Linked DNA regions of Homo sapiens: region 2 is linked to region 1. A link is a loop called in an ENCODE intact Hi-C map of the cell type or tissue named here. Cell type or tissue: mammary epithelial cell. All regions are shown on one strand. Each heading gives the region's core, and the rest is flanking DNA. Links, peaks and the distances in the headings are about the cores only.

Region 1 (5,383 bases), core at 131-5,130:
TAGCATATAGTCTATCATTGAGAATGATCCATGTGCTGTGGAGAAAAATGTTACATAACATCTGAATGAAATGTTACGTTTACAATTGTTATATCCTATTGCTGCATGACCCCTTTATCATTATATAATAACCTTCTTTGTCTCTTCTTACAGTTTTGGTCTTGAAATATATTTTGTCTGATATAAATATAGCCACTCCTGCTCTTTTTTTGGTTTCTATGCATGGAGATCTTTTTTAATTCCTTTATTTTTAGTCTATGTGTATCTTTATGGGTGAAGTGTGTTTCTAGCAGGCGAGAGATCGTGGTTTTTTTTTTTTTTAAATCCATTCAGCCACTCTATGTCTTTTGATTGGAGAGTTTAGTTCATTTATATTCAATGTTATTATTCATAAAGTAGGGACTTACTCCTCCCATTTTATTATTGGTTTTCTGGTTGCTTTGTGGTCTTCTCTTCCTTCCTTCCTTCTTTCCTGTCTTCCTTTTAGTGCAGATGATTTTCTCTGGTGGTATAATTTAATTTCTTACTTTTTGTTTTTAGTGTATTCATTGTATGTTGTTCAATTTGAGGTTACTGTGGAGATTGCAAATACTATCTTATAACCCATTATTTTAAATTGATGGCAACTTAACATTGATTCTGTAAATAAACACACAAAAGGAAAAGTAATAAAAACTCTACATTTTAACTTTATCCTCCGCTTTTTTTTTTCTTTTGAGACGGAGTCTCACTCTGTCGCCCAGACTGGAGGGCAGTGGCATGATTTCGGCTCACTGCAAGCTCCGCCTCCCGGATTCACGCCATTCTCCTGCCTCAGCCTCCGGAGTAGCTAGGACTACAGGAATCCTCTGCTTTTTAACTTTTTGTTGTTTCTATTTATATCTTATTATACTGTCTATGCCTTAAAAAGTTGTAGTTACTATATTTGATTGGTTCATCATGTAGTTTGTTTGTTGGTTTGTTTGTTTGTTTTGAGATAGAGTCTTGCTCTGTTGCCCAGGCTGGAGTGCAGTGGCACGATCTCAGCTCACTGCAACTTCCGCCTCCCGGGTTTAAGCGATTCTCGTGTCTCAGCCTCCTGAGTAGCTGGGATTACAGGCGCCTGCCACCACGCCTGGTTGATTTTTGTATTTTTAGTAGAGACAGGGTTTCACCATGTTGGCTAGGCTGATCTCAAACTCCTGACCTCAGGTGATCCACCTGCCTCGGCCTCCCAAAATGCTGGGATTACAAACATGAGCCACCACACCCGCCCTATCATGTAGTCTTTGTACTTAAGATAATAGTACTTTATACATCAGCGTTACAATGTTACAATATTGTGTTTTTCTGTGTGCTTATCATTACCAGTAAGTTTTGTAGCTTCTTATGATTTCTTCTTGCTTGTTAACATCATTTTCTTTCACACTGAAGAACTCCCTTTAGCATTACTTGTAGGGCAGGTCTGATATTGATGAAATCCCTCAGTTTTTGTTTGTCTTGGAAGGTCTTTATTTCTCCCTCATGCATGAAGGGTATTCATACTGGATATACTGTTCTAGGGTGATTTTTTTTTTTCATTCAGAACTTTAAATATGTCATGCCACTCTCTCCTGGCTCTTTTTAGATTTCCACTAAAAAGTCTGCTGCCAGAGGTACGGGAGCTCCATTGTATGTTATGTTTTCATTTTCTCTTGCTGCTTTTTGGATTCTTTCATTATCATTGACCTTCAGGAGTTTGATTAGTAGTGCCTTGAGGTAGTCTTCTTTTGGGTTAACTCTGCTTGGTGTTCTATAACTTTCTTGTACTTAATTGTCAATATCTTTCTCTAGATTTGGGAAGTTCTGATATTATTCCTTTGAATAAAGTTTCCATCCCTGTCTCTTTTTCAACCTCCTCTTTAGGGCCAATAACTCTTAGATTTGCCCCTTTGAGTCTATTTTCTAGATCTTGTAGGCATGCTTCATTGTTTTTTATTCTTTTTTCTTTTGTCTCCTCCGACTGTGTATTTTCAAATAGCCTTTCTTCAAGCTCACTAATTCTCTCTTCTGCTTGCTCAATTATGCTGTTACGTTACTTTGATGTATTCTTCAGTATGTCAGTGGCATTTTTCAACTCCAGAATTTCTATTTGATTCTTTTTATTTATTTCAATCATTTTTAAATTTATCTGATAGTATTCTGAATTCCTTTTCTGTGTTATCTTGAATTTCTTTGAGTTTCCTCAAAACAACTATTTTGAATTCCCTGTCTGAAAGGTCACATACCTCTGCTTCTCCAGGATTGGTCCCTGGTGCTTTATTTAGTTCATTTGGTGAGGTCCTGTTTTCCTGGATGGTGTTGATACTTACAGTTGTTCAGTATCTGGACACTGAAGAGTTAAGTATTTATTGTAGTCTTCTCAGGCTTGTTTGTGCCTGTCCTTCTTGAGAAGGCTTTCCAGGTATTTGAAAGGACTTTGGCCTTAAGCCCAATTTTGCTGTGGTTTTTGCAGACTCATAGAGGTACCACCTTGGCAGTCTTGAATAAGACACAGAGGAATTTTCTGGATTACCAGGAAGAAACTCTTGTTTTTTTCCTTTACTTTCTCTCATATGGAGTCTCTCTCTCTCTCTCTCTCTCTCTTTCTGTGCATGTGTGTGTGTGTGTGTGTGTGTGTGTGTGTGTGTGCACACTGAGCTACCTGGAACTGGGGATGTGGTGATGTAAGCATCCCTGTGGCCACACCACTGAGACTGCATTGGGTCAGACCTGAAGCCAGCATAGCACAAGATTTTGCCCAAGGCCTGCTGTAACCACCCCCTGGCTACCATCTTTGTTCACTCAATGACCTAGGGCTCTAAAATCAGCACATGGCAAGGCCAGCCAGGCTGGCTCTTCAGGGTGGTGAGGTCCTCTAGGCCCAAAGCAGATCCAGAGATGCTCTCTAGTGGCCAGGGATTGCAGTTAAAAACCTTAGAAATTTGCCTGATGTTCTATTCTACTATGGCTAAGCTGGCACTCAAACCACAATATAAAGTTCTTCCCATTTTTTCTTCCCCTTTCCATAGGCAGAGGAGCCTCTCCTTGTTGGCACCATCCTACTGGCCCATGGGGGTGGGGAGTGGTCTGACAGGCTACTACTGATGTTCACTTAAAGCCTAAGGGCTCTTCAGTTAGCTTGTGGTGAATGCTGCCAGGCCTGAGACTCAGCTTTCAGGGAAGTGGGTTCCCCTCTGGTCCAGGGCAGGTCCAGAAATGCTGTCCAGGAGCCTAGGCCTGAACTCGGGGATCTCAAGAGTCTTCTAGTTGCTCTATCCCATTGTGGCTGAGCTGGCACCTAAAGTGCATGACAAAGTTCTCTTTATTTTTGCCTCTGCTTTTCTCAAACAGAAGGAGTTTTACACTGTAGCCACCACAACTGGGGCTGTGCTAGGTTACACTTGTAGTTAGCATGTTTCAGATGCCTTATCTTACTGAGTCTGAGCTGGTATCCAAGATGCAAGGCAAAGTTCTCTTTACTCTTCGCTCTCCTCACCTTAAGCAGAAGGAAGGAGACACATTTGTTGCTGTGAGCTGTTTTGCCTCAGGTTGAGGGAGGACTGGCGCAAGCATTCCCTTAGCTACTCCAGCTGGTGTCTCTCTAGGTCACATGCCACCCCAGTCCTCTGGCTCTAAGCCCAGCCCAGCACTAGGAGTTGCCTAGGAATTGCAGTCCCTGTGTCCTAGACTGTCTTTCAAGTTTACCTAGAGCCCCAGAACCCTCTGGCCTGCTGTGGTGAGGCTTGCCAAGAAATTTGAGTTCTGACTTATGGAATGTGTGATTCCCCTCTGACTAGGTCTGCTCCAAATGCACCTTCCATGTGCAGTCAGTGGCTGAACCTAGCATGGCTTTGCTTTCTGCTATGACAGGTCAGCACTGAGTTCAGGGTAAAGTACGCCAGTCACTGCACTCTCTCTCTCTCCGAAGTGCATAGACTCTGTGCTACACGGCCACTGCCAGGGCTGGAGGAGGAATGATGTCGGCAACTCAAGGCTGTCTCTTCAACCCTTTTCAATGCCTCTGTCAACAACATGAAGTTAAAACCAGGTACTGTGATTGCTCACCTGATTTTTGGTTCTTGTGATGGTGCTTTTCTGTGTGTAGACAGTTGTGAAAATTTGGCATACCTGCAGGGGGTACATATGTTGCAGGTTTCTATTCTACCATCTTACTCTGCCTCCCAGCCCCGTCTCTTAATACCATCACAATGACAACTAAATTTCAACATGAGATGTGGAGGGAGCATTCAAACCATGTCAGATGGCAATAGAGAGAAAATATCTTGCTAACATTGTCTTGGATCAAACTGTGACTGAAGTCAACTGCACTCTGGCCATACCAGTTATGTAATACAATGATTCCCTTTCCTAACTTCAAACTTTTCTGTCACTTGCCACCAAAAGTTAGCTAAATAATAAATTGATTTTATACATGTGAGCATGAGAATGTTCAAGTATCATGCAAAAAGCATAAAGGTCTTAGGGGAAACTGTGTCCTTATTCATTATCTTTTACTAAGATTTAACACTGGGCTGAGAACCAGGGTCATTCATTTATTACCAAGGGCCATTCTAATAGAAACAATTGGTGACCTGGCATTCCCACGAGTTTGAAATAGCATAGTCCAAATATGTTAGTGTATACATGTGTGCACATGCATGTGTATATGTGTGTACCTCAATTTTGAAACAGTCCTGGAAAGTCTATTACAGTGGAAAGGTAAGGGGATGTCTAAGTTTGAAATGAGGGGTAGAAGCATATTTAACAATTTGCCTTGCGCCTAGTATGACTGGAATATAAACTCTAAAAAGGATTTCTTTTAATTATGCTGAAATTGCTTACTGTCAAGCAACAAGTTCCCCCCCGGAGATAAATCTTAAAGCCTTAAGCTACTCTCACTCTTAAAACAGGTTTATAATTTATTCCTTTCATTCTTAGGCCTCCTTACCTCCCCTTTACCAGCTACCAACAAGTTGCTTCCTTTCGGATGCCTTTTCCTAGGGTCCTTTGGAATTCCTCAAGTTTTTTTCCAGCCTGCTGTTTCCAACGCAAACACACAAACTCTTTTCTTCCTGCAGGAGTTTTTTGTAGTAGGTTTTCTTATAGACTATAAGAAAGTAGGTGAAAAAGCACAGAAAACATTGGGTTGGTTCCTGCAAAACCATGGGAACTCTCAACAAGCATAAACAGCATCAGTTTCTCCACTTCACTGGCATGTGGGCAGAATTGGCTGGCTGTGTCCTAGCTTCTTCCTTATCTTCTTTTCTGGATGGTCCCTTTACCCTCATTTCACAACTCTTCCATGTCTAAGGCGGGGATGTGATATCATTTTCCCTCCTTCCTCAATGAGCACCAGGTCTTTCCAGATGATTGTGTGCTCTGC
Region 2 (5,383 bases), core at 296-5,295, 110 kb before region 1:
GTCAGCTTCAGACCAGAGAAAATTACCATAGTTAGAAAAGTATATGTATTATATACATATATATACATATACGTATGTGTATATATGTATATATGTGTATATATGTATATACACATATGTATACGTATATATATGTATATAATACATATATACATACATGTGTATTATTGATTATGTTACTCCAGTCAGGCTACTATAACAAAATGCCATCAACTGAGTAGCTTATAAATCACATAAATTTATTTCTCATAGTTTTGGAGGCTGAGAAGTCCAAAATCAAGGCACCAACAGGTTAGGCATCTTGGGAGGGCCTGTTTCCTGGTTCATAGATGATGCCTTTTCCCTGAGTCCTCATATGGTGGAATGGGCAAAGAAGCTCTCTGGAACCTCTTTTATAAAGGCAGTAATATCATTCATGAGAATGAAGCCCTCATGACTCAGTTATCTCCTAAAGGCCTCACCTCCCAACACCATCACATTGGTTATTAGGTTTTAGGGAACACAAAAACATTCACTCCATAGCATATGTACACTAGAATAGATATATCAGTCACCACATAATAGAGTTATAGCTATATATACGCACACACACACACACGTATACACAAACATGAACATACACGTATATATTTGTTTAATGATGGGTGAATGGACGAAAGTGAAATAAGCACAAATGAATAATCCCGTTGGGCAGCCCCAAATATTTCCAAAATATTTAGAAGATATTTCGAAGATGAACTGGTGTTCCATATTTTAGCCTGTTTGTGACTCACTCTTCTCTACCTGCTAATGCAGCTTGACATTCTTTGAAAACATCACATTTCCCTACTATTTCTGAGAGTCTCTGGAGTGGTTCACATGTTCATGTCAGAGAATATGCAGCTATGACATAGTACTGTAATTGTCTTTTTTGTCTGCTTAACACTCTTCTTTGAGTTCTATGAGGTCTGCAGGACATTGCTATCATTTTCCCTGTTGCATTACTGTTATTGAGACTCTAATAAATCACGTTTGCCAAATTTCTCAATATTAGGTTGTTTCTAAGGAGAAAGGCAGGACAACAGAAGTTTGACCTTCATAAACTTCCTAGGAGAAGCAGTAACTGGAGATTTAGTCTCATTTAAGAAATTTTTCAGCAGACAGGAGGAGACCAAAGCCACTCCAGTGTTTCAGGAAGTGTCCCATCTAAAGTCCCCTAGAGTAGGCAGGAGTTGAGACATTTGAGTCAAGGTAGATACATCACACATTAGTGTAAAGGGTAAGCTTTGTGGCAGCTTCTGAGTAGTGCCACTCTACCTTTTCTCAGGTCCAGATCTAAGGAAATTATTTTAAGTTCCTCAAGAATGGCCCACAGGGTGGGGGTGCTATTAAAAAATGGGAAGGAAAGCTCTCATCACATGTCATCTTAGTTTCGCGGATCATGATAGGCCCCTGCTTACAACCATTCATAGCTTTCCTAGTAACTTACATAGGAAGCTGTGTTTACCAAAGGCCCTGCCTGATTTGGCCCTTTCTAATTCTCCAAGCCCATCTCATTCCACTTTTTCTCCTTTCTCACTAAGCTCTAGCTCACTGGCCTCATCTCAGTTCCTTGAACACAGTGAAATTTTTCCTGCCTAAGAGCCCTTCATCTTACTGTTGCATCTGGCTAGAACATCTACCCACAAATCCTCAGTGGTTGGCTTTTTTTTTTTTTTTTTTACCTTTTAGGTACCTGTTCAAATGTGGCCTCTTCCACAATGCCTTGCCCAACTACCTGACCTAAAATAGTCCCCAATTCCAGTTGTTCTTCATCACATCACCATGCTTATTCCCTTCATAGTACTTATCACTATCTGTAATTATCCTGTTCATGTATTTATTTATGTGTTATTTTCTATCCTTCCCTACCACATAAGCTCTTTGGAATGAGATCCTTGCTATGTATACATTGTTATGCCAAAAACATTGAATGGTTTATTAACTACCATAACGTAGATAGTTAATAAAAATTGTTGAACCAATGAATTGGTCTGTCTTGTGCACCAGGCTAAGATTTCTGAAAGGACTGGATCAAGGTTTGTTTTGCTCATTACTGTATCTCCACACACACAGGACATACTTAATAAATATGTGCTGAATAAAAGTGAAAGAAGAATAATCAGTCAAGAGTTATAAAGCCAGGAACACTGTAAAAAATCCAGGCCAGACACTTTGGACCAGATAGTAGTTAACTGTAGCAGTACACACCATATGTGGGTTCAGAGCCTGCTCTGAGGGACCAGGCAAATGCAAGTGAAATGCAAGTTTGCCAAGGTTTCACCAGCCTGTAGGTACATTCAGGGTCACATGAAGACTGCCTGATTTCAGGACTTATTTCCTTTATTTGCATAATGCTTGTCCTCAGTCCTTAAGTTGGTCCCCTTCAGCATTTCTGAGAGTCCCCAGGGAGTGTCTCAGTTGTGATTAAGAAAAAATCTAGCTTTATTAATGCTCTCACTGCCTTGTAGACACCACATTTATCCTCCAAAGATCACTATTACTCTTCTAGGTCCTGTTCTTCCAATCATACCATTCTTCAGCAAACCCTCCACTGCTGCTCCACTGACCACAAAGGACTTTACCACACTCCATGCATTTCTGAAAATTTCACAGCAATAAAGCTCGGTGATCTATGGCAAACACTCTGCTGTAGTTACCTCTCTCTCCCTTGTAACTTTTAATCTGAGGCGTTAAAAACAGTGCACTATGTGTGCGTGTGTGCCTTAATATTTTATAGTGTTCACTGAATGTTTTTTCAGTTTTTACCTATGGCTCTCAGTTTGCCTAGGACCCACACATGAATCTATGGAATTTGGCTGGGAACAGATATGAATCACAGTCACAAAGTTATACTCAGAATCCATATTCTCCTCTGGGAAGAAACTGGGGGGCTCGTTATGGCTCCCACCTTCCACCCTTAGGATGAGTTCTCTCCCAGAGGACTCTACAGCCCTCCTTCAATTAGACTGCTGTCAGGGTATCTCACAATTTATTCAAAATGCCTAGTGGCCCAAGCAGGAGACAAAGCTCAAGCTCTTTCCTATAGGCTCTTCAGGTTCCAGGAAAATAGGCTGGCTTCACAAGTTCCCTTGACATGCTTGGACGGGCCCAGATTCAAGCTGAAACTGCTATCTTGACACACAAGAAAATCTTCAAATGAACTCAGCTGTAACAAACCTTCAAACCACATAAAGCCATCCCACACCCTTGGCAATAAACACAGCCAACAGCAGCAGAGGCCATGAGGTGGCAGCAGGAGCAACTTAAAGACCATGAAAGGGAATACAGAAGCCAACCACCTCACAAGATACTCTGCCAAGAACAAGAAGGAATTTGGGCTTCGGACAATTCTGCTCAAATTCCTCCATGATACTCCTCAAACTGAGAACACAGGTTACTTGTTATTATACAAGTATATAGAATGACAGGATATATAAATCATTAAAATAGTTGTTGCTTTTGGATGATGAAATTGTGATGCTTTTTCTAAATAAAGTTTAATTTGTATATTTTGCTACTCTGTTTTTACAATTAAAGGACAAGGGAAAAAATGAAGATTGTTATTATATATCTGTGAACCTAACCATTCTAAGGTCGGCAGAAAAGTAACCTCTTGTTCAAGCTAAGAGTTAATAATTAATTACCTCTAAGCCTTGTTCAGTTTGTAAATTTGTATGTTGAATGCCATAACATAAAAATAGCAGAACCTCAGTTCACAAATTCAAAAGTTCAAGAACCATCATATTTGTTTATAATCTGTAAATCACTTGAAATCCAACTCCATGCCCTGTTCCTATAGGCTATTGAGAAATTTAGTAGTAATTGAGGCTCCACCAGCCCAAGGCTGTACCTTGCACCTCATGTATCACTAAGACTCAGGAAGACCCCAGTCATTAATCATTTGCTCACACTGTTTTCTGCTGAAATGCCAGGACATTTTCAGGGGCTCTGCTGCTTTGGTCCACGTTCAGTGACGGGAATCATCAGAAGGCTCATAGTACCTGTGCTGAAGGTGTGGCCTTCTGAGTGCCCCCAGAAGTAAGCCAGCTCCTTTAGTCGTCATGCCACCCTTTGACTCCGCAGAAAGGAAATATAAAGTAACCGGCCACCTGTTTGCAAATAATATTTCTCAAAATGTAATTAACATGAATCTCTACAGAACATTTATAACAACTAAAACACACACGCAATTAACTTTACTAACATAGAGCTGTGATAATAAAGCTAAATAGCATTCTGAGATTCTAAAATAATTTCTGCAGATTAAATAGAAGGCGAGGAATGGTCAAAGCCTTTTCTAATATGTATGTGTTTCTCTTTCCTATTTTAAATTATATTTTAATGGTATCTTCTATGAGGGGCCTGAATTACTTGCCACCTGAATACAAAAAGGTTCAAAATCTTTCCTGAGTTAGCGATAAAAAATACCTTATTTTATCTAATACGTTGAGGCCTGAAGTTTCCTTTTCACATAATGAAATGTGCATCTTTTGTGATAGGACCAATGTCCTAATACTTTCATATTGTTCTCTTTTATTTCAAAGGTATGTAAGAGTTTCATTTGCTTTGAGCACACAGATGCAGTAAGTCATTCATCTGGGGTGGAGGATAGACGTCGCCCACACAAAGTCTTTGCACAACATTAGTCTGATTAGAGTTCCACTTGCGCCATGGACACACAGGATAGTGACAGATGTACCTGTCAGAGGCTCACTCCCTGCTTTATCTGATAGGGAAAGGCTGCCCAGGGAGTGTCCAACAACTGGACTAGTCCTGTCAGAACCCACAGGTGCCTCTGGGGCAAAGAAGGGGGCAACGAGGGTGCCTTTCCTCTAAAATCAAGCAGGCTGAGAAAAACTAAGAAGCTCCTTCTCCATCATCACTGTAGATGAGTGCAGGATGGAGAGACAGAAGAAAAGCAAACAATGATAAAATGGTAATATTTATTTTGACAACATAAGTATCTTGTAGAAAATAAACGATTTGAATTTTAAAAATCAAAGGTGAGGGAAAGAGTAATAGGAATTCAAGGGAAAACAGCATTCCTATATTAGTGAGTAAAATAGATGAGGTTTTAAAAAACAAGGATCTCTGGGACAATACATTAACAAAGTTTTGCTATTTGATAGTTGGTGAATTAGAATTCAAAATTATAGTCATTTAAAAAATATATATCTTATTATATAATCACATCAAATAAACTCATATCAATATATAATGGTAATAGTAACAATAGTAATCAGTCCTAACTTCCTGAAGGAAATATCACAGAGTGAAACAAAAAATGACAATGTTTTATATTTGTAAACCACTTTACAATTTTCAAAGTGCTTTCACTTAAATGGTCCCATTTGATCCTCAT

What was found. Hi-C counts contacts between places; a loop is a spot of excess contacts. Peaks named below come from ENCODE experiments on the same cell type or tissue, not always from the same donor. Only the 100,000 strongest peaks of a DNase experiment are listed, where the experiment ranks them.
Region 2: a loop joins it to region 1, with 11 times the contacts of the local background. A loop is called at or near these places in 2 of 110 quality-filtered maps.

Annotation. Positions count from the first base shown.
Region 1 is chr6:79,876,829-79,882,211 of GRCh38, reverse strand. No RefSeq gene overlaps it. Among named protein-coding and RNA genes, the nearest start is that of LINC01621, 67 kb to the right of the region's middle. In mammary epithelial cell, for the core only: a CTCF peak has its summit at 2,894; a DNase peak (open chromatin) is centred at 2,491; H3K27ac peaks cover 1,012 bases.
Region 2 is chr6:79,982,304-79,987,686 of GRCh38, reverse strand. No RefSeq gene overlaps it. Among named protein-coding and RNA genes, the nearest start is that of TTK, 20 kb to the left of the region's middle. In mammary epithelial cell, for the core only: a CTCF peak has its summit at 3,262 (motif pointing right); a DNase peak (open chromatin) is centred at 3,206.